Regions from separate parts of the Homo sapiens genome. Here all the other regions are linked to region 4. The links are chromatin contacts, found by Hi-C or POLR2A ChIA-PET in ENCODE. All regions are on one chromosome and are shown on one strand. The core of a region is the stretch at or near the end of the contact, and the rest is flanking DNA. Distances in the headings are between cores, read along the strand shown. Region 1 overlaps ARID1B (AT-rich interaction domain 1B). Region 2 overlaps ARID1B (AT-rich interaction domain 1B). Region 3 overlaps ARID1B (AT-rich interaction domain 1B). Region 4 has its middle 89 kb from the start of ARID1B. Region 5 overlaps ARID1B (AT-rich interaction domain 1B). Region 6 overlaps ARID1B (AT-rich interaction domain 1B).

Region 1 (2,878 bases), core at 300-2,799, 500 kb before region 4:
TTTCCCAGTTTTTAAGGGACACCTGAGTTGGTAAAGCCTTTGAATCTTTAAGGATGAGGTTAGCGAGGATTTCTACTTGTTTTTAGAGCCTACAGATGTAATTCTAGGTATATTCACTACAAGTGCACTTTGGGCCTAAAACGTATTTATGTGAGATCCCTTGATTAGCAACCTTGGATATCAGCTTTGCCATCCAGACAGCAGCTAGAGGAAATCATTAAAAATGAAATGACCTCTTTCTCTGGCTTCTATGTGTAAACATTTCACATATTACAAAGGTATTTTCAATACAGCCAGAGGTGTCTGGTGGGTATCGTGTATACTGTAGCACCAGATGCCCCAGATAAGACCTTCTACTCCCCAGCTAGTTGGCTTTGGGCAAGTACTTAGATTCCACGAGACCTTCATTTTCTCATGGATTTTAAAATAGTATCAATGTCACAGGGCTGATGTGAAAATGAAATGATAGCACTTAGAAAAGGGCCCAGCACACTGGAAGTGCTCAGGAAACATGGGCTGCCAGCCACGCTCAGAACAAGCTGTGTACAGGAGCGGTGGGTGCAGCCACATCTCATAGACAGGGACCAGGAACAGTGAGGCTAATGTGCTGAAGGTCGCTGACTGCGAGGCAGACACAGATAAGAGAATGGTCGGATCTACTGGAGTAAGGTCACCACCCAGCACTAAGGTGCCAATTTCTTCCCCTCTCTACTATTGCATTTATCAGAATATATGATTTTGTCATTTCAAATCTGAAAGCCAAACGGTAGAACGAAGGCTGGCAGGGGAGCTGAAAGGAATGGGAGGGTCTCTGTCAGTGGGGAGGAGAGGGAAGGGAGCCAGCAGGCGTCACTGATGTGGCTCGGCCTGCGAGCGTGTTGGTGGCCAGCGCTGCACCCATTCCTAAGACCCCTGACTTCCAGAACAAGGCTGCAAAAGACCACCTGTTTCCAAAACAAGGCCGTGTGGATCCTTACCACGACAGCTTGTTAAATTCCCTAGAAGTGAGAACTTGCTGGGTAGGGGACATTAGAAACGAAGCCCAGGCTTCATTTTACTAAAGTTCAAATCTGAGGATTTCCGAAAGAGGGCGGGGGAGCTCGAGCTGTCGAACCTGTAGGGTGGCATTTCCTAGAAGTGCACATGTATTCAAACTGGCCACTGGGGGATCTTTATTTTGTGTAGAGGTAGATGGAATCTTTTTGAATACTTGTATAAGCAATAAACGTATATGGCTTAGAATTCGAAAGCCTGTTTTGATTAAGGTAAAGCAAAAGAAGGGGTGCCTTCCAAGTGTCAACCAGAAATGGCCATATCCCAGATTTAATTCTCTCATCCCTTAACACTGCCAGTGGGCGTCCAATTAAATAAACAAAACGACACAGGAACCCCCCACCTCTCAAAAGTCCCAAGTTCCCTGTTGGCCTGACTGTGAAACCACCTTCCCGGAACCTCCCAGGCCAGGCGCCTGGGCTTTCCTGGGCCAGTGACTGCAGCGCCGCCACTTACCAGGAGATGGCGGCTGGAGCTTGGGCTGCTTTTTGGTGTCCCCGGTGCTGAAGACTTCCGGCGGGGGCTCCTCCCCACGTTCGATCTTGCACTCAAAGGCAAACAGGTACTGAATATACTGCTTTTTCAGGGAGCTCGCTGCACTGCTTGAGGTGCCAACGTTTAGGTTGGTTGCCAGCTCACGCCACTTCTTGTTTTTATTAACCTAGTGAAAAACACGGCAGGATCATTGGTTTGCAACAAAGTGGCTTGTTTAAAGCCAGGAGACAAAAAAAGCACTTAATGTCTTGGTTGACTTTTCTTCATTTGCCTCTTTTAACTAATGCTCATTACTCCCACTCAGCAGTGCATAGGCAGCATTTACAGTTATAAAACCATTAGGGAACCTGCTGATGGCAACAGAAAAAGCACTGCTCGGAGGTCCTTCTGCCCGCCACATCTCCCAACGCCTCACGCTCATCCCACTGCACCTCCAATTAAGGAAAAAGGGCATCTCAAAACATTTAAAAAGCAACAACGGCACTATTTTCCAAGTTAGGTTTTTGGGCACTGATGTGAAAGTGCTCATTCCAGCAGCTGCAAGCCCTCAGAAGTGGGCCTGTGATTCTGGGCCGTACCCATCCCCTCACCCCAAGACTGCTTGGGGTGTCAGGCAAAAGCAAAAGCAGCACCTCGTGCAAAGGCAAATGAGCCCCTGGACCAACGGCCCCCAACTTAAAAAGCATGATGCGATGCCACTGGCCACCAGCCCTGCTGACGGGGCAGGTGCACACCTTCCTGTGCGGTGCTCTTACTCAAGGAGGCTTAAAGGGCTGGAGACAACACAGTCGCAAAAGGAGGAGAAAGAAAGAGAACTCCTGAAATGTGACGTCAAGATCCGAGGCATTATTTTAACCTTTTGATTCCCACTTGGGAACAGGTTATGAAAGGTTAAACGGTTAAACACATGGATGAAACATGAGGATTTGCAAATAACTTGGGGAAGGTTTTGCCTTTTGATGTCTCCTGCGTTGTGTGGCAAGGGAGGAGGTAAGGGGACAGTGGTTTTTAATGAAATATTAAATTTCTGGGTTCAAACTTTCTCACACGGCTCTTCTGTCCATTTACTTAGTACTCGGTGGTGTATAATAAATTGTGGATGCTCCCGGAGATGCCCACCGCCCTCTTTTGGCACTGAATGCAGGGCTGCAAACTGTGGGTCTTCAGGTTACTTCAGAAATGGCAAGCTGGGCGCTGCTCAGTGTGACCTAAGAAGGAAGGCTGGGAGCTGAGCTTTGTGTGGTGGCAGCACCTGCTCCCAACCACATCTGATGCCCACAAGGTACACAGCATGATGGGGTGGGGACAAAGATGCAACCCAGCTACATTC
Region 2 (2,705 bases), core at 164-2,663, 370 kb before region 4:
CTGACCTAAAGAGGTGATCCCTTAAAAGAGGTGGGAGAGATTGAATGCAAATCTCCTGCCTGCTGCCATGTTGTGGAGACAGGCACGGAACTGCAGGTCACCTCCAGAAACTGAGAAGGGTGCTGGGTTAGCATGCGGCATGATGGTGGGAACCTTAGAACTCCAGCCACAGGGAAGTAAATTCTGCCAACGGGTGAGCTTGGAAGAGAACCCTAAACCTCAGATGAGACCACAGCCCTGACAATACCTTATCTCAACTTCACGAGATCCTGAGTAGAGGACCCAGTTATTGGACTCTTGGCTACAGAAATTGTGAGATACTCAGGAAGAATAGTTTTAAACTGCTGAATTTGGGGGTAATGTGTTACTCAGCAACAGAAAATTAATACATTTGAAACCTCACTTACCTTTCAAATCTCACCAGAGGAGATCTGTAAGAATTTTCAAATTTTCCTTTTTGTTAAAGTTAGCTTTCTATTGTTATCAAGAATATTATAATCAAATTTAAGGACTAGAGAGCAGTTACTACAGTGAGCAGTAAAGGTTTGAAATTTAAGGTGATATTTGGGTGTTTTCTTTTTAAAGCAAAAATTTTGAGCAGCTACTTCTAAAGAGTACTTTGTACAAGTTCTACGGGTGAATTTAAACGACAAAGACAGAAACAAAAAAAGATTATGTTACTGGAAAGGAAAATCAAAGGCATAAAAATAAGATGGGTAAACTAATGATTATTGTCTAGTTAACCAATTAATGATCTGTATCTTTTCTATAGCAGCATATTATTGGAGATCTGGCTTGAAGTAGAAGGAAAGATAATCACTCATCATTTCCAAAGGGAAACCAATGCAAATGGTCCCCTTATCCACACAGCAGGCACTAAGCTCCACCTGAGGTATCTGCTGGCTTCAGTGGTGAGGTGGCTCCTCTCTGGAAAGCCCCCCTACTTCCCGGCTGATGCCAGCTGAGGAGGATGCTTCCCAGTGGTGAGTTCTGTTCCCTCCTCTGCAGGTTTATGCTACAAGTTACTCCAGTTCTAAACTGAATGGAAAATGGAACCAGGTGATGTATCCATGTGAAAAGAGACCCACCACTGGGGATGAGTGAGCTAGTGAAACGCTGCTGCAGAATGAGGTACGGCTGAGACAGCGGTGAACCATGGACAGGAGGGAGGTACACGTGAATAGACATTTATGTGTTTTATGCTAAAATAAAATGTATAATGATTGCATCATTTTCAAAGATTTCTGCTTTAACCAATCTGACAATCACCCCTGTAACAGTGACATCTAGTAAGTAGGCCTAGGCTGTGGTTCTTTTGCCTTTCACAGCTCAATGTGAACAACTATTTCCACAAACCTTGCTCTTTAGGTAAGAACCACTTCCTCAGACATAGAACAAAAAGCCCCAGATAGGAAGTGAGGAGATGTGAGGTCTAGGTGGTTACTAGTCCTTCCATGAGCCTCACTTCCTACTTTTATAACACAGGGGCAATAGATTACATAATTTCTCATGTCCCTTGTAGCTCTGAATCCTATCACCAGATTTACATGTTTATTATAAAATAATACAAACACATTATTTCAAAAAACTATAACTCACTACCATTTTAAAAACCAAATATTTAATTGGGCAGTAAGAACATTAAAAGATGCTAAGGAAATTGAAGATAGTTTGATGCTGCCTTGTGTTACAAATCTCAGTTTTAAGACACAGCATTTCCAAGGGGAAAAACCTAATCTAAGGCAAAGAATCACACAGCTCCTGGCCATCCACCTTCTTTTTTTTGAGACAGAGTCTTGCTCTGTGGCCCAGGCTGGAGTGCAATGGCACAATCTTGGCTCACTGCAACCTCCGCCTCCCGGGTTCAAGCGATTCTTCTGCCTCAGCCTTCCGAATAGCTGGGATTACAGGCACGCACCACCAGGCCTGGCTAATTTTGTATTTTTAGTAGAGACGGGGTTTCTCCATGTTGGTCAGGCTGGTCTCGAACTCCCGACCTCAGGTGATCCACCCATCTCAGCCTCCCAAAGTGCTGGGATTACAGGCATGAGCCCCTGTGCCCGGCCTAATGTTTTTATTTTTATTTTTTTGTATTTTAGTAGAGACGGGGTTTCACCATGTTGGCCAGGCTGGTCTTGAACTCCTGACCTCAGGTGATCCACCTGCCTCGGCCTCCCAAAGTGCTGGGATTACAGGCGTGAACCACAGTGCCCAGCTCATCCACTTTCATAGAAGAAAAATTTCATGCTATCATAATAAATCAAACTTATAGAAAGGCTTGATATTATACACGTAAGCAACAAAAAGCCACAGACATGATTCTTTTCCTAATCTCATAAAACAAAGCAAACCCCACTCAAACTAAGGTCCTTAAAGAGGGAATCATTTCTACATTCAAGTGATAATAATTATAGCCAAAATTCAGGAATAAAGTTGCAGGATTGAATAATTGCCTAGTAGGAAGCTGAAATTATAAACTACTTGTATTAAAAAGATGTAGAAAAGTTAATAGTTTTATATACTGCTCTGTTTATACTATTGACAAGAGAAACCAGTCAAGACAGCACATCCCCCAAAGGGCTATTGCTATCTTCAGAATAGCTAGCTTAAATTCTGCATGATAGGCCAGGGGTGGTGGCTCACACCTGTAATCCCAGAACTTTGGGAGGCTGAGGTGGGCAGATTGCCTGAGCTCAGGAGTTCAA
Region 3 (2,700 bases), core at 70-2,569, 260 kb before region 4:
ATCCTTCAGAGCAGCTCCCATCACAGTGGCAAGAGTGGGCTGCAGCTGCCGCAAAGCCCTGCAGACCCTGACGCCTCCGATACACGGCAGCGTGACGGTCCAACACAAAGCGGGCCAGGTGGCCTCCGCCAGCCATGCCTTTGGAGCCTGCCCTTTGGTTGTGGATATCACATTTAGAGGTGCTTATACAAAAATGAAGCTCATTAAGGAATTAAGAATAGGGTGCAGGGGAACTTGAGACCACACAGTGGGGGAAATAGTTAAAGTAACTATTAATAGCCCAGAAGAAATCCTAGTAAATGAAAACTATCTTCAAATACGTGAACAGCCGTCATATAGAAGAAGGATTTAGATTTACCTTGTGTGGTTTAAGAAGGCAGAAGTAGAACCAGGATTTAAAAAAACAAACAAAAAAAACAGTTCGAGCTAATGTAAGGAAAAACTTCCTAAACAATTTAAATTACCACAAATAAAATACCTCATAAAGTAATAAATTCTGTATCACAAGACATTAAAAATGATGTTTTAGTAGCAGTTTATGTATCAGGTAGACAGGGACTTGTATATACCATACAAACTATTAAGATTCATCTTTATTCTAAAGACAAAATACTCACAGATAAAAAAAAATCATATGTATGTGTGTGCAAACGGCCTCATTCCACACAGGCTGACTATGTCAGAGCATATTGCTTCGAAAGTTACATCAACTAAAGCATTTTCAAAATGTCCAACAGTTCTCCAGAACCATAAACTGTCCTTCCTTTACTATCTCATGTGAGGGTATAGTTCAGGAAAGGGGCTAACTAGAAACTTGAAACCAAAGAGACATCTTGATCAATATTATCACTCATACATTAAAAAAAAAAAAGAACTTCATTTTTAATATTTTAAAAGCTTAGTTCCTTAGAACTTTGTCTCCTCTGAAATTGTCCAAGATCAAGCAGATAATGGGCTAAGTCCAAAAAATAAAGGAGCAACAGAGCAAATCTGACTGCGTGTTTGAAAAAGCCTATAAAATGTTACAAGCAAAACAGGAAAGCCTGTGTTAATAATGCATAAACCAAAAGAGAAAAAAAAGCTGCCCATTTAATGGAATAATGCTTTTATCCTTGCAGTTAAAATGAAATAAACCATGACTATTAATCTAGTAAGACCATGTAAAAATGTAATTTTTAAACATTTACTAAAAGGGGATAGTTCAGTAACCACTCTAAAAATCAAGGCCTTGTGTACAGCAGTGTTTAAACGCTAAATACCAATCTCCTGTCTGCGGAGGCCATTACCCACCCTGTCACCATAGCAACGCTAACAGTATGCCTGACTTCAAAGACAAAGATGTAATTTCAGACTTCCAGCAGCCAGAGGGAGTGGTAAGAATATTCTACCCAAGCAGTGTCAGCTGATGATAAATTATAAAAATATCCAGGAAGGTTATGAGGCGGACGGTACCACATATTCTCATATTCCTGGGGGAAGACTTACATTAGTCAAACATACTAGGAGACAGAGAGAGTAAAACAAAAAGTAAACAAGAAAGAATCTCAATGGAGTCCGATTTTTTTCTTTTTTTAAAATTACATAGTACAGAGTTCTAGCCTTCCTTTTCTCTTGCTCCCAGGAGAAAATAAAAATAGTTTCTACCATCTTCTTTCTCATTCAAATTAAGAGTGACTGCAGACCTGCATGAATGTTCCAAGGGACTTGCAAAACCACCTCTATAACTGCTACTTCTATATTTGTGAAACTCTGGCGTTTGTCAAAAACCGTTTTAAGCACCAGTAGTCAGCTAAGGGGGCTGAGTGGATCCCTGTGTTGAAGCTGCAGAGGGCAGCCGTCCATTCTAGCACTTGGAGCTTTGCTTTCCAACCACCCAATCTAACCCCAACATACTCAAGATATTTTTAAAGCCCTGTGAAGGGGAAAACACTGAAAAACAATTTGCCAATTTGTAAGTTTTTGTGTCTTAAAAAAATAATAATAAGTGCATAAAGCTGACACAGTACTGTTTCACAATTACGCAGTTGACCAGATTTTAAAAGCACTAGCCCTAGAGTTGAGGTTGAGAATGCCACAAAATGCCCAGCTAGTAATTTTCCCAGAGGTAATGAAATACAAAAGAATAAAGTTGGAGCTAAAGTCTTCTTGAAGATTCCCTACAAGGAAGAATTGCCAGACTCCAAGGATTTTCGCTTACTCGAAGAAAGTCATAAATGACTAGCCTGGCCAGCAAACACACAGATGTAAGTTTTACTACAATATTATTGTTTTACAAGAATGAATATATACATTAAATTCTCTTTCTGTTGAATTCTCTTGTATGGTTTTAGGCTCAAAAAAGTCTAGTTCCCTTACTAACAGGAGCATGACACGGCTGCCTCTTTCAACAGACCCTGCTCCCCACTCCCAAAGGTGGATGAATGGTCAGAAGGGTGTGGAGTCCAACAAGGGCTGGTGTCAAGATCCCTGCCCCCACTGCTCACCGGCCTGCTGCCCACAACCACTCTCAGCAACCAAAGTGCACAGGAGCCACGGCAGCCCGACCTTCTTCCCACGACCAACCATGGGGGGCAGGATGGGAAATCAAGCCAGCCTCAGTGTCCCCACCACCCCTGCTAGCCTTTTGCTGGAGGTGGACCTATGATGGAGTTCCATGTTACTCCTTAGGAGCACAGCTCCAATTTTATAACGTATTCAAAG
Region 4 (2,854 bases), core at 62-2,561:
GGAATAGATGGCAAACTGGAGCAGGTAGGTCACTTTCTCAAGGTCACGAAACTAGTAAGTAGCTGTGTCAGTCAGGGTGACTTAAACTGAGCTTTGATAACAAAGAGCTCCCAAATCTTAGTGGCTTACAATATCAAAGATTTATTCCTCCCTCCTGCTAAATGTCTACCAAGGTCTCTGGAGGCTTCTTCCTCAATCTAGGACCTCGGCAGACACTACCAGGACACTGCTGGTTGTCATGCAAGTGGAAAAGGAGAAGACCGCAAAGTGCTCAATGCTGGCACATGTTACTTCTGTTTATTTTGTTGGCCAGAGGCTGTCACATGGTACCTGTAACTTCAGAGGGCCAAGGAAGTACACTCTTATTATCTCAAAGGGAGAGGAGGAATTTTTGCAGACAGCTCTAATGACCACCACAGTGGTAAAGGAAGGATCCCAGAAGAAAGGCATTTTCTAAAGCCTATGCTCTTTGCTCCTATGAGAGCTTCCACTCACGGAGCCCTGGGCGCCTCGTGGGGTCTGAGCACTAAGCGTTTTACAGATATCATTTCTGGTCTTCATAGCCACTTGTTAGGTAGATGCTAATATTCCCTTCATTTCGAGATCAGGTTGCTGAGGCCCAGACAGGTCTTGAAGTAGCTTGAGCCAGATGGTACAGAGAGTACCAAATAGCACGTGTGCAGGCCTCTGATTAGTATGACTCGGGAGGCTCTCTTCTTTCCTTCTTTGCCTTGAGGATTTCCAATGCCACAGACATCATTTCAGTTTCACAACAGAAAACTCACATACATTTTCACAAGATTAAAACTTTGCTTAATCTTGTGTTCATTTATTGTTTTATTAATTGCTCATTGTAAAAATTCAGGTAATACAGGCATGAAGGAGAAAGCGAAAAATCACTAACAATCAAAACATCAAGAGAGAGCCGCTGCTAACATTTTAAGTATGTCCCTCCAGATCTGCTCATCTGTAACTTGTTTCTTCACATAACAATAGGTTGTGAACATCCTTCCAATAAATACACTGCAGTTTTAATGACTGCATAATACTCTATTGAGTGACTGTGCTACAATTTAAAATTCCTTGATGATCCACATTTATCTTCTGTTTAATCTCTCCCTCTTCTCTTGTTAATTCTGAGTTCCAGCTCTTTCTTAACAGTGATGTCTAAAATCTCCTGTGTCTTATGATACAGGATAAGACACAGGTCTCTTATGATAAGAGACCTTATGCTTTCGCATTGTTATGGTCAAAGATCTTTAATCAAAACACTAGTTCCTCTTTGTTACCTCTTTTCTTTCTCCCTCTTTCATAAAGAGCCCCCACAAATGGTATTAAATGTTTTGTTCTGGGAGTTTCAGGCCAGGGATTTTCCTTGACATTTCTTTTTTGTTTCATGTACTTTTTCTGAAATTCCCCAATAAACTGTCCTGTTTTTCTTTTTACTTTTGTTTTTGTATATCCACATTGCTTATTTTATTATATATTTGCATGCCCATATTCCAGAACCACTGAACAGCATGTTTTGTGCTTTTCCTGGCTGTTACCTGTGTGGCAAGGTATTCAGTGGCTTCCTGGCTTCCTTTTCTATGCCCCCTGAGTAACCCCCTATGCAGATTCATCACTTTCCTACTCATTGTAGGTTCCCTGCTTTGCTCATGTTGTTCCCTCAACCTGGAGTGGCCTTTACTGTCATCTAGAGTTGGTCTTCAGAATCCAGCTCAAATGCCTGGCCTTTCACAAAGCACCGTCTGACCCTTTAACTGTTCTTTCCTCTGTGCTTGGTAGCATTTTACTATCACCTCCAATATATACTCAGGAGTCATCTACTGAGCACCTATGGTGTACCCTGGAGGGCTGGGGCAGAACAGACAACAATCAGCCTTGGTATCCACCCTCTAGGAGTCCGGGGAAATAGGAAAACAGAACTGGAACCCAGTGTAGTCCAGGCTGAAATGGAGGTCAGCAGAGACGCCAAGATAATGACAGGGCCACGCCAGCGCTCGCTGGCTTTTCTTTAACGCACGTTTTCCCTTAGTAAAAATCAAGATCCTGAGGGAGAAGTGATCCTTTTTAATTCGCCTTTTCGGGACTTTGTGGCAGCGCTTAACGCGCCTTATGCTTAATGGCACACGTCGGGGGGCTCCCGGGAGATGACGGGTGGGCGGACCCCAGGCGCAGGTCCAGTCCCATTACCCACATTTCCCGGAGCCCAGTCTACTTTTCACATCTTTCATTCCCCCTGAAATAGATGCACATTCGCCTCCAGATTTAGAATAGGAGCAATGAGTATTTCACGAAAGCCTGGAAAATATGACTTTTCCAGAAATGGCTTAAGTCGGTCATAGATCTTCAGGCTCCTGGCAACTGCGGGACGGGGGTGTGCCCTAATTGCATCCATTTCCTCCCAGGCCTGATTGGGAATCTTGCACCGGCATCGCGAGCCCCGCTCTTCGGCCTCCAGGAGCGAGTGAGGGACGCGGGAGAGGGGCTTTTCTTCGGCGTGCGCGTCCCCCTGCCGCCGGCTTCTCCAGCTCCTCGCCGGGCCGCGCTGCCGCCCAAACTCCGCGGCGCCGCCCGCTCCGCGCCCGGCTCCGGCCCAGGTTTTGCGGCCCGCCCGCCGCCGCGCTCGCCGAGCCGGAGGCTGGCGCCGCCGAGGCCGCCGCGGCCGGGGCGTGGGGGCCGCACCGCGCACGCGCGCCCGCGGCGTCTGAGGCTCCCTGCGCCCCGACTCCGCGCGGCCGGAACCCTCGCGCCGCCGCGCCACCCGGAGCCGCCCGGGACCCGGACCCCGCGCGCCCCGCGCCGGGCGGGGACTATTTTCTCTGCCCGTGTCCTCTCCTCTCCCCACGCC
Region 5 (3,086 bases), core at 241-2,740, 410 kb before region 4:
CGGTTTTAATGCCTCAGATCCATTCTATCCTTCCAATTTTCCTACGTTAGCTGACTCTGGGCAAAAGTGAAGAAAGAAGGAGCTAAAGAGAGAGCACTGTCTAGAATATACATTTATTTGTCTTACAAGTTCGCAGGTAAATTAGAGATAGCTTGAATGTACCAAATGAGGTTAAAAAAAAAAAAGAGTACTCACTATATAGAGGGCAATGTCCTAAATTATATTCTTCGATTAGTAATTCAAGAAGATTGGCTTTTTATAATTAATGTGAAAAGACATGTGAAACCATGGAAATTTGGATAATTTTCTTGGCCAATCATCCTCAATACATGGAGATCATGAGGTGTTTAGTGGCAAGTACTTGGGCCCTCTTCATAAACTCTGTGACAGTGGCAAGGGTAAGACAGACCTATTCTTAGGTCCGTGTGAATTAAACTGGTTGTGGTTCTTGTTGAATTCTGAGAAGAAATGAGGAATGCTTCCAGTCACTTTGCAAATAACTCTATCATGATCAAGTTACTCCCATGGGATGGTGCTACAAAATCAATACATAGTTCATGGTTTTCAGCAATTAGCAATTGAATTAATTCTTCTACTCATCAAGAATTCTTGGTGGTGTCATTAACTTTAGTGAGAAATTAAAAGAACACATTGTAGCAACCAAATACTGATACATTACTACTATGATCGTGTTCATCTTGTGCTTCCCACTGACTGTGCAATTCTGCTGCTGCATCCAAAATTAAAACACTGGGTTGCTTTATTCTAGTACAGCCTCATGGAAATCGGCTCTCTTTCAAATCTTTAAAGTAGAATACGGGTCTCACCTGCCACCATCTGACTTTACCGATCTTCTGGAGGATGCATTTCTTATATTCTGCCAAACCCACTAGTAATTACACTATAACTTCTTACTATGGGTTGTATTTAGTTGCTCCTTTAATTTCTGCAACATGAAGAACTGGTCAGGATCTTTCCTTCCACCATGATAAATGACAATATAATTTTGTTAAGAGACAGCATTGGTTGGTTGCATGGTAGACTCCGCATCTGTGGAAATCACTGTACATCTTATCTCAGTTAGTAAGAAGCTAGAGTATGGTAAGATGGTACAGCTCTGCAACACAGCACAAGGATTTCATGGGTCATTTCTTTAAAAACCTGCATAATACCTAATGGTGTAAATGAAAAATACATTTTTGATAATCCATACATTCAACAAATGTCCTAGTCTCAGGCATTTATTTAGATGAGTTAGAAAACCCACAAGTTATTTAGACATAGCATCCTTCTGTTCAGTGTTTTCTATTTCACTTGCTTCAAGAACGGAAAAAAATCCCACTTATTCTCAGAATGAAGAAGCAGGCTGGCTGACACCAACTTCGATATGCTCCAAGCAAACTACTGAAATACAGAATCTGCTCAGGCTTCCGCTTAGTGGTTCCGGTTAACAGTTTATCTGAAGTGCGTGGGTGTGAACTTATAACACTTCCTATTGTTCAGCATGGGGTGTGTGTGCCTCTGTCTCTAATAAGATCACCTCACCCTTTACCAAAAGGTCCTGTATCAGGGCAGAGGGGTGGGGAAGATGTTGGTGAACAGGCTGTCAACACAATTCTTTATTGTGAATAAATCCTATCTCAGATTAGAGCAGTATAAACCAGAAAGTAATGTTCTTCCCTACCTTTCAACTGAGAACACAGAACCACAGCAATTTGGTGTCCTCACCTTGAAGGAGTTAAGCCCCTGCTTTGAGAGATAAACCTTTTCATGTCATACAGCTCGAAAGTTCATTCAAAACGGGGCTAGACTTTCCTAAATCCTTATCCAAAATATTACAGACTATTCATGTGTCATTAGGTCCTAAAAATACAGATAAATGGGCACTTCAGAGGCTATCTGACTTGGATACTCCCGAGCCATGAAGGGAATAAGGATACTTCCAATTCCCGAACTTGAGAGAACAAGACAGCTCCCACGCACCGTTCACAGGGCCATATACCTTTATTCTAAACAAACTAATACACTGTCAAAAACCTGCCGGATTAAGCTTTTCAACTCTCCTCCCTACTGTGGTCTGAGTGTTCCAAGTCTTTTTCTAAACCTCACTCCTAGGCTTGAAGATAGATTAGCTATAAAGGACGATCAGCCAACAGGTAGAAAACAGAAGTGAGTATGATGTGGTCTATGTGAATTATGTCCTCATAAAAGCCCTTAAAGACCAACTTATAAAACGTTACTCACCCAGCCTGCTATCATAGATTCAAACCAGAACTTTTCTTTTATTAATTAAACATACTAAAACTACACAATGTTTTTCGCATGGGTCCTCCTCATAACTCTGTGACAGGTGCGAGGGTAAGACAGACCCTTGCAAGTTGGTTTAATAGTCTGATCACTAATACCCATGAGATCCCTTTTGGGGAGATACCTTCCCACAGAGAACTTGGGGCAAAGAAACTGAAAAGTCTCTGGCAAGGCAAAGGACAAGTTAAGTCAGAGGATACATGGTGATGCACGGACTTCTAGACTTAACTATTTAAGTCAGCACAGCTTTGATTAAAGATAAACTGGAGTTGGCCCAGCGCAATGGCTCACGCTTGTAATCCCAGCACTTCAGGAAGCCAAGGCAGGCAGATTGCTTGAGGTCAGGAGTTCGAGACTAGCCTGGCCAACATGATAAAACCCTGTCTCTACAAAAATGCGTGGTGGTGGGCACCTGTAATCCCTGCTACTTGGGAGGCTGAGTCAGGAGAATTGCTTAAACCTGAGAGGCGGAAGCTGCAGCGATCTGAGATCATGCCACTGCGCCCCAGCCTGGGTGACAGAGCGAGACTCCGTCTCAAAAAAAATAAAAAAAATAAACTGGAGTCATAAAACATTTACATACAGAGGATTCTCCGCATTAAAATGAGACATTTTTAGTCTGGATGACTGCTAAGTGGCCTGAAAGGTGTGGGAATATAATGTGCTTTGGGTTTGACTGAGGCACAACTCTCAGGGTGGCGGCTGGCACAGCTCAGCCTGGGTCCCACTGCACTTGCCACTCCACTCAGGACCGACTCTGGGGAGGTGAATAAAAACTG
Region 6 (2,876 bases), core at 249-2,748, 290 kb before region 4:
AGACAGGGAAAGCCACCCAACAAGAACGCTCCTGGTATTGGCAGTCTTCCCTCCCATACTCGGCAGAGTCACGTTCAGCCTGTGTGTGTGAAGAAACCACGTGAGGATGGGGAAAGAAGCACCCAAAAGGATTAGAAGAAGAATCCTCAGGGCTCACACAGAAGAGTTCCTGCTCCCACCCGCCAGAGAGGGAAAACCACGCAGAGCCCTTGGGAGGAATCTGCCCGAAAAGTGGGCAGAATCAGTGCAGACCCTGCTTACCCTGTCCCACCTCCCAAAGCTTAAAGTAAGACCCAAAAGGATCAAGCTGTTTCCAAGTAATATGCCTGGGTCCCAGACTAAAGTTCAAGGATGTTTATAGGAATAAAAAGAAAGATACCCAGTCATCAACAAGGTAAAATTCACAATGTCTGGCACACAATAAAAATTACCAGAAAGCAAAGAAGCAAACAAAAACAAAAGCAAACAAAAACAAAAGACCCCAAATGAAGAGAAAAATCAGTCAATTGAAATGTACACAGAACAACAAAGACAATGGAACTGAAAGTCAACAATATTAAATTAGTGTAACTATATTCCACATGTTCAAAAAATATAGAAAAAATGTGCATCTTAAGGTAGAGATATGGAAACCAAATCAAATAACCCAAATTGAACTTCTAAAGCTATAAACTTTAATGATGCATGTAAAAAATACATTTTCACTTTTTCACTGGATAGATTTAATGGTAATTTTTAAATGAAAACGAATAAGCCTGAAATTGAAGACACAGCCCACAAAGGAAAAATAAAACACAAAGAGAAAGAGACTTCAGGGTAGGTCTAATATATATATTTAGTTAGAGCTGCTGTTTAAAAAAAAAAAAAAAGAGGAGACAGGATAAATATCTGAAGAAAAAAACTGACTTGAATTTTTTCCAAATTTGATAAAAACTGTAAATCTACAGATATGAAAGTCAATAAAACACAACCAAAAGACACACAAAGAAAACCACACCAGTCCCATCATAATTAAATTTCTTAAAACCAAGGAGAGAGAAAAATCTTTTTTTTTTTTTTTTTGTAAATATGTATTACATCCCTAGAAAAAGAATTCCAGGATTTTCCCTGCTGTGTGTTTTCATCTTGCTTCCTTATGGTCCATGATGCCAGCCGAGGTTGTCAGTGCAATGAAACCAAACTGGCAGGATGGAAGCAGATTATTCTGCCATTTTTCTAGATCTTTGAGTTGCACATCAAATCTGAGGCTGATCACTCCACACTTGTTTAGCCCGCCTGTGAGGTTCACAACAATTTTCCCAGCTCTGTGATCATCAATGATTTCAAATTTGCCAATGTAACTGAGTTAGGAGTTTTTCCTGCCGATGGGTTTGTGGTCTCGCTAACTTTGATGAATGAAGCTGCGGACCTTCACGGTGAGTGTTACAGCTTAAAAAGAGTCCACGGACCAGGAGAGTGAGCAGCAGCGCAGTTTACTGAACAAAGTGAAAGGAAAGCTTCCACGTGGTGGAAGGGGACCCAGAAGGGTTGCCGTTGCTGGCTCGGGTGACTAGGGCTTATATCCCTGTGTTACCCTCTCCCCTTTCTTTCTTTTTGTCCACTGAGAGTGGTTCTTTTTTCAATCCTCCCTTGGAGTGGTTAATTTTGAATCCTTCACTCGACTGGTTAAGAACTCAAAATCCTGAGTCACCGGGGTCTCTTGCAAAAGTCCCCCGGCCCAGGAAGTCCCCCCAACTCCACCCCGCATAATCCGTGCTGCATCATCACAGTGAGAAACGGGCAATGACCTTGGAGCACAGCTTAAAAAGCACCTAGCGTTTGCCTCTTTTCGGCATTGTTGATGCTCTTGAGAATGTCAGCCAGGACATCCGTGTGCACTGTCAGGCCTCTGAGCCCAAGTTAAGCCGTCATATCCCCTGTGACCTGCACATATACATCCAGATGGCCTGAAGCAACTGAAGATTCACAAAAGTGAAAATAGCCAGTTCCTGCCTTAACTGATGCCATTCCACCATTGTGATTTGTTCCTGCCCCACCCTGACTGATCAATTGACTTTGTGACAATACACCCCCTCCCAGCCCTTGCGCTTATGTACTTTATGATATTCCCCCGTCCTTGTGAATGTACTTTGTACGATACACCCGCTCCACCCTTGAGAAGGTACTTTGTAAGATCCTCCCCCTGCCCACAAAAAAACTGCTCCCAACTCCACCGCCTATCACAAACCTATAAGAACTAATGATAATCCCATCACCCTTTGCTGACTCTTCGGACTCAGCCCGCCTGCACCCAGGTGAAATAAAAAAGCTTTACTGTTCACGTAAAGCTTGCCTGGTGGTCTCTTCACATGGACGCTCGTGACATGCACCACTGTGGTGGCATGGAAAGATGGGGGGAAGAGGAGAAAAATCTTAAAAGGAGTCAGAAAAAAACACATTACATCAAGAACAATAAAATTAAAAAGACTTCTTGCCAAAACAATGAAAGCCAGAAGACAGTGGACCAGTATCTTTAAGGAACTGAAAAAAAAAAAAAAAAAGAAAAAAAAAATACAGTCAAACTAAAATTCTATATCCGGTGGAAAAAAATGTCTTTTGAAAATGAGGCAGTTTCGCACCAAAAGCACAAGTGATTTTTAAAAATGGTAAAGTTGGACTTCAGCAAAATTAAAGGTATTTTTTTGCTTCAAAAGACACCTTTTAAGCAAGTGAAAAGATAAACCACAGCCTGTGAGAAAATATCTGCAAATCATATATATGATAAAAGATGCATATCCATGATATATAAAGAACCCTTAAAACTCAAGACAAAACTCCTCCAATTTTAAAATGGGCAAAATATTTGAATAGACATTTCACCAAAAAGGGTGTATAAA

The links. Hi-C counts contacts between places; a loop is a spot of excess contacts on that map. ChIA-PET counts read pairs that join two places held with the same protein, here RNA polymerase II (POLR2A). Pooled maps may share reads with other maps.
Region 1: a map of ascending aorta shows a loop between it and region 4 (2.5-fold over the local background). The contact joins two enhancer-like sites. A Hi-C loop is called at or near these places in 17 of 168 maps with a recorded cell type or tissue (CD8-positive, alpha-beta T cell, ascending aorta, cardiac septum and 13 more), 2 of 37 single-sample maps with no recorded cell type and 29 of 50 pooled maps.
Region 2: a pooled map shows a loop between it and region 4 (4-fold over the local background). The contact joins two enhancer-like sites. A Hi-C loop is called at or near these places in 20 of 37 single-sample maps with no recorded cell type and 9 of 50 pooled maps. POLR2A ChIA-PET finds 5 or more read pairs at or near these places in 2 of 52 experiments (activated CD4-positive, alpha-beta memory T cell and naive thymus-derived CD8-positive, alpha-beta T cell).
Region 3: a map of mammary epithelial cell shows a loop between it and region 4 (11-fold over the local background). The contact joins two enhancer-like sites. A Hi-C loop is called at or near these places in 26 of 168 maps with a recorded cell type or tissue (CD14-positive monocyte, CD4-positive, alpha-beta memory T cell, CD8-positive, alpha-beta T cell and 16 more) and 29 of 50 pooled maps. POLR2A ChIA-PET finds 5 or more read pairs at or near these places in 4 of 52 experiments (AG04449, MCF 10A, T-cell and 1 more).
Region 5: a pooled map shows a loop between it and region 4 (4-fold over the local background). The contact joins two enhancer-like sites. A Hi-C loop is called at or near these places in 2 of 37 single-sample maps with no recorded cell type and 6 of 50 pooled maps.
Region 6: a map of GM12878 shows a loop between it and region 4 (1.8-fold over the local background). The contact joins two enhancer-like sites. A Hi-C loop is called at or near these places in 1 of 168 maps with a recorded cell type or tissue (GM12878), 15 of 37 single-sample maps with no recorded cell type and 11 of 50 pooled maps.

Annotation. Positions count from the first base shown.
Region 1 is chr6:157,183,067-157,185,944 of GRCh38, reverse strand. It overlaps ARID1B (AT-rich interaction domain 1B), which reads right to left. Exons shown (of 20, transcript NM_001374828.1): 13 at 1,510-1,714. Among named protein-coding and RNA genes, the nearest start is that of TMEM242, 140 kb to the left of the region's middle. RefSeq lists an enhancer at 1-3 and a silencer at 1,956-2,250. Within about 2 kb of position 1,549, at least 10 of the 41 ENCODE cell types and tissues checked have a DNase peak (open chromatin) inside an H3K27ac peak, as active enhancers do; they include ascending aorta, where a contact is called at or near this core.
Region 2 is chr6:157,053,304-157,056,008 of GRCh38, reverse strand. The region is part of intron 4 of ARID1B (AT-rich interaction domain 1B); the gene reads right to left. Among named protein-coding and RNA genes, the nearest start is that of TMEM242, 270 kb to the left of the region's middle. RefSeq lists a silencer at 268-468. Within about 2 kb of position 1,413, at least 4 of the 41 ENCODE cell types and tissues checked have a DNase peak (open chromatin) inside an H3K27ac peak, as active enhancers do.
Region 3 is chr6:156,952,375-156,955,074 of GRCh38, reverse strand. All of the region lies in intron 4 of ARID1B (AT-rich interaction domain 1B), which reads right to left. Among named protein-coding and RNA genes, the nearest start is that of MIR4466, 170 kb to the right of the region's middle. Within about 2 kb of position 1,319, at least 9 of the 41 ENCODE cell types and tissues checked have a DNase peak (open chromatin) inside an H3K27ac peak, as active enhancers do.
Region 4 is chr6:156,687,273-156,690,126 of GRCh38, reverse strand. No RefSeq gene overlaps it. Among named protein-coding and RNA genes, the nearest start is that of ARID1B, 89 kb to the left of the region's middle. RefSeq lists a silencer at 2,602-2,854 and an enhancer at 2,265-2,854. Within about 2 kb of position 1,311, at least 8 of the 41 ENCODE cell types and tissues checked have a DNase peak (open chromatin) inside an H3K27ac peak, as active enhancers do; they include ascending aorta, where a contact is called at or near this core.
Region 5 is chr6:157,098,740-157,101,825 of GRCh38, reverse strand. All of the region lies in intron 5 of ARID1B (AT-rich interaction domain 1B), which reads right to left. Among named protein-coding and RNA genes, the nearest start is that of TMEM242, 220 kb to the left of the region's middle. Within about 2 kb of position 1,490, at least 5 of the 41 ENCODE cell types and tissues checked have a DNase peak (open chromatin) inside an H3K27ac peak, as active enhancers do.
Region 6 is chr6:156,975,278-156,978,153 of GRCh38, reverse strand. All of the region lies in intron 4 of ARID1B (AT-rich interaction domain 1B), which reads right to left. Among named protein-coding and RNA genes, the nearest start is that of MIR4466, 200 kb to the right of the region's middle. Within about 2 kb of position 1,498, at least 6 of the 41 ENCODE cell types and tissues checked have a DNase peak (open chromatin) inside an H3K27ac peak, as active enhancers do.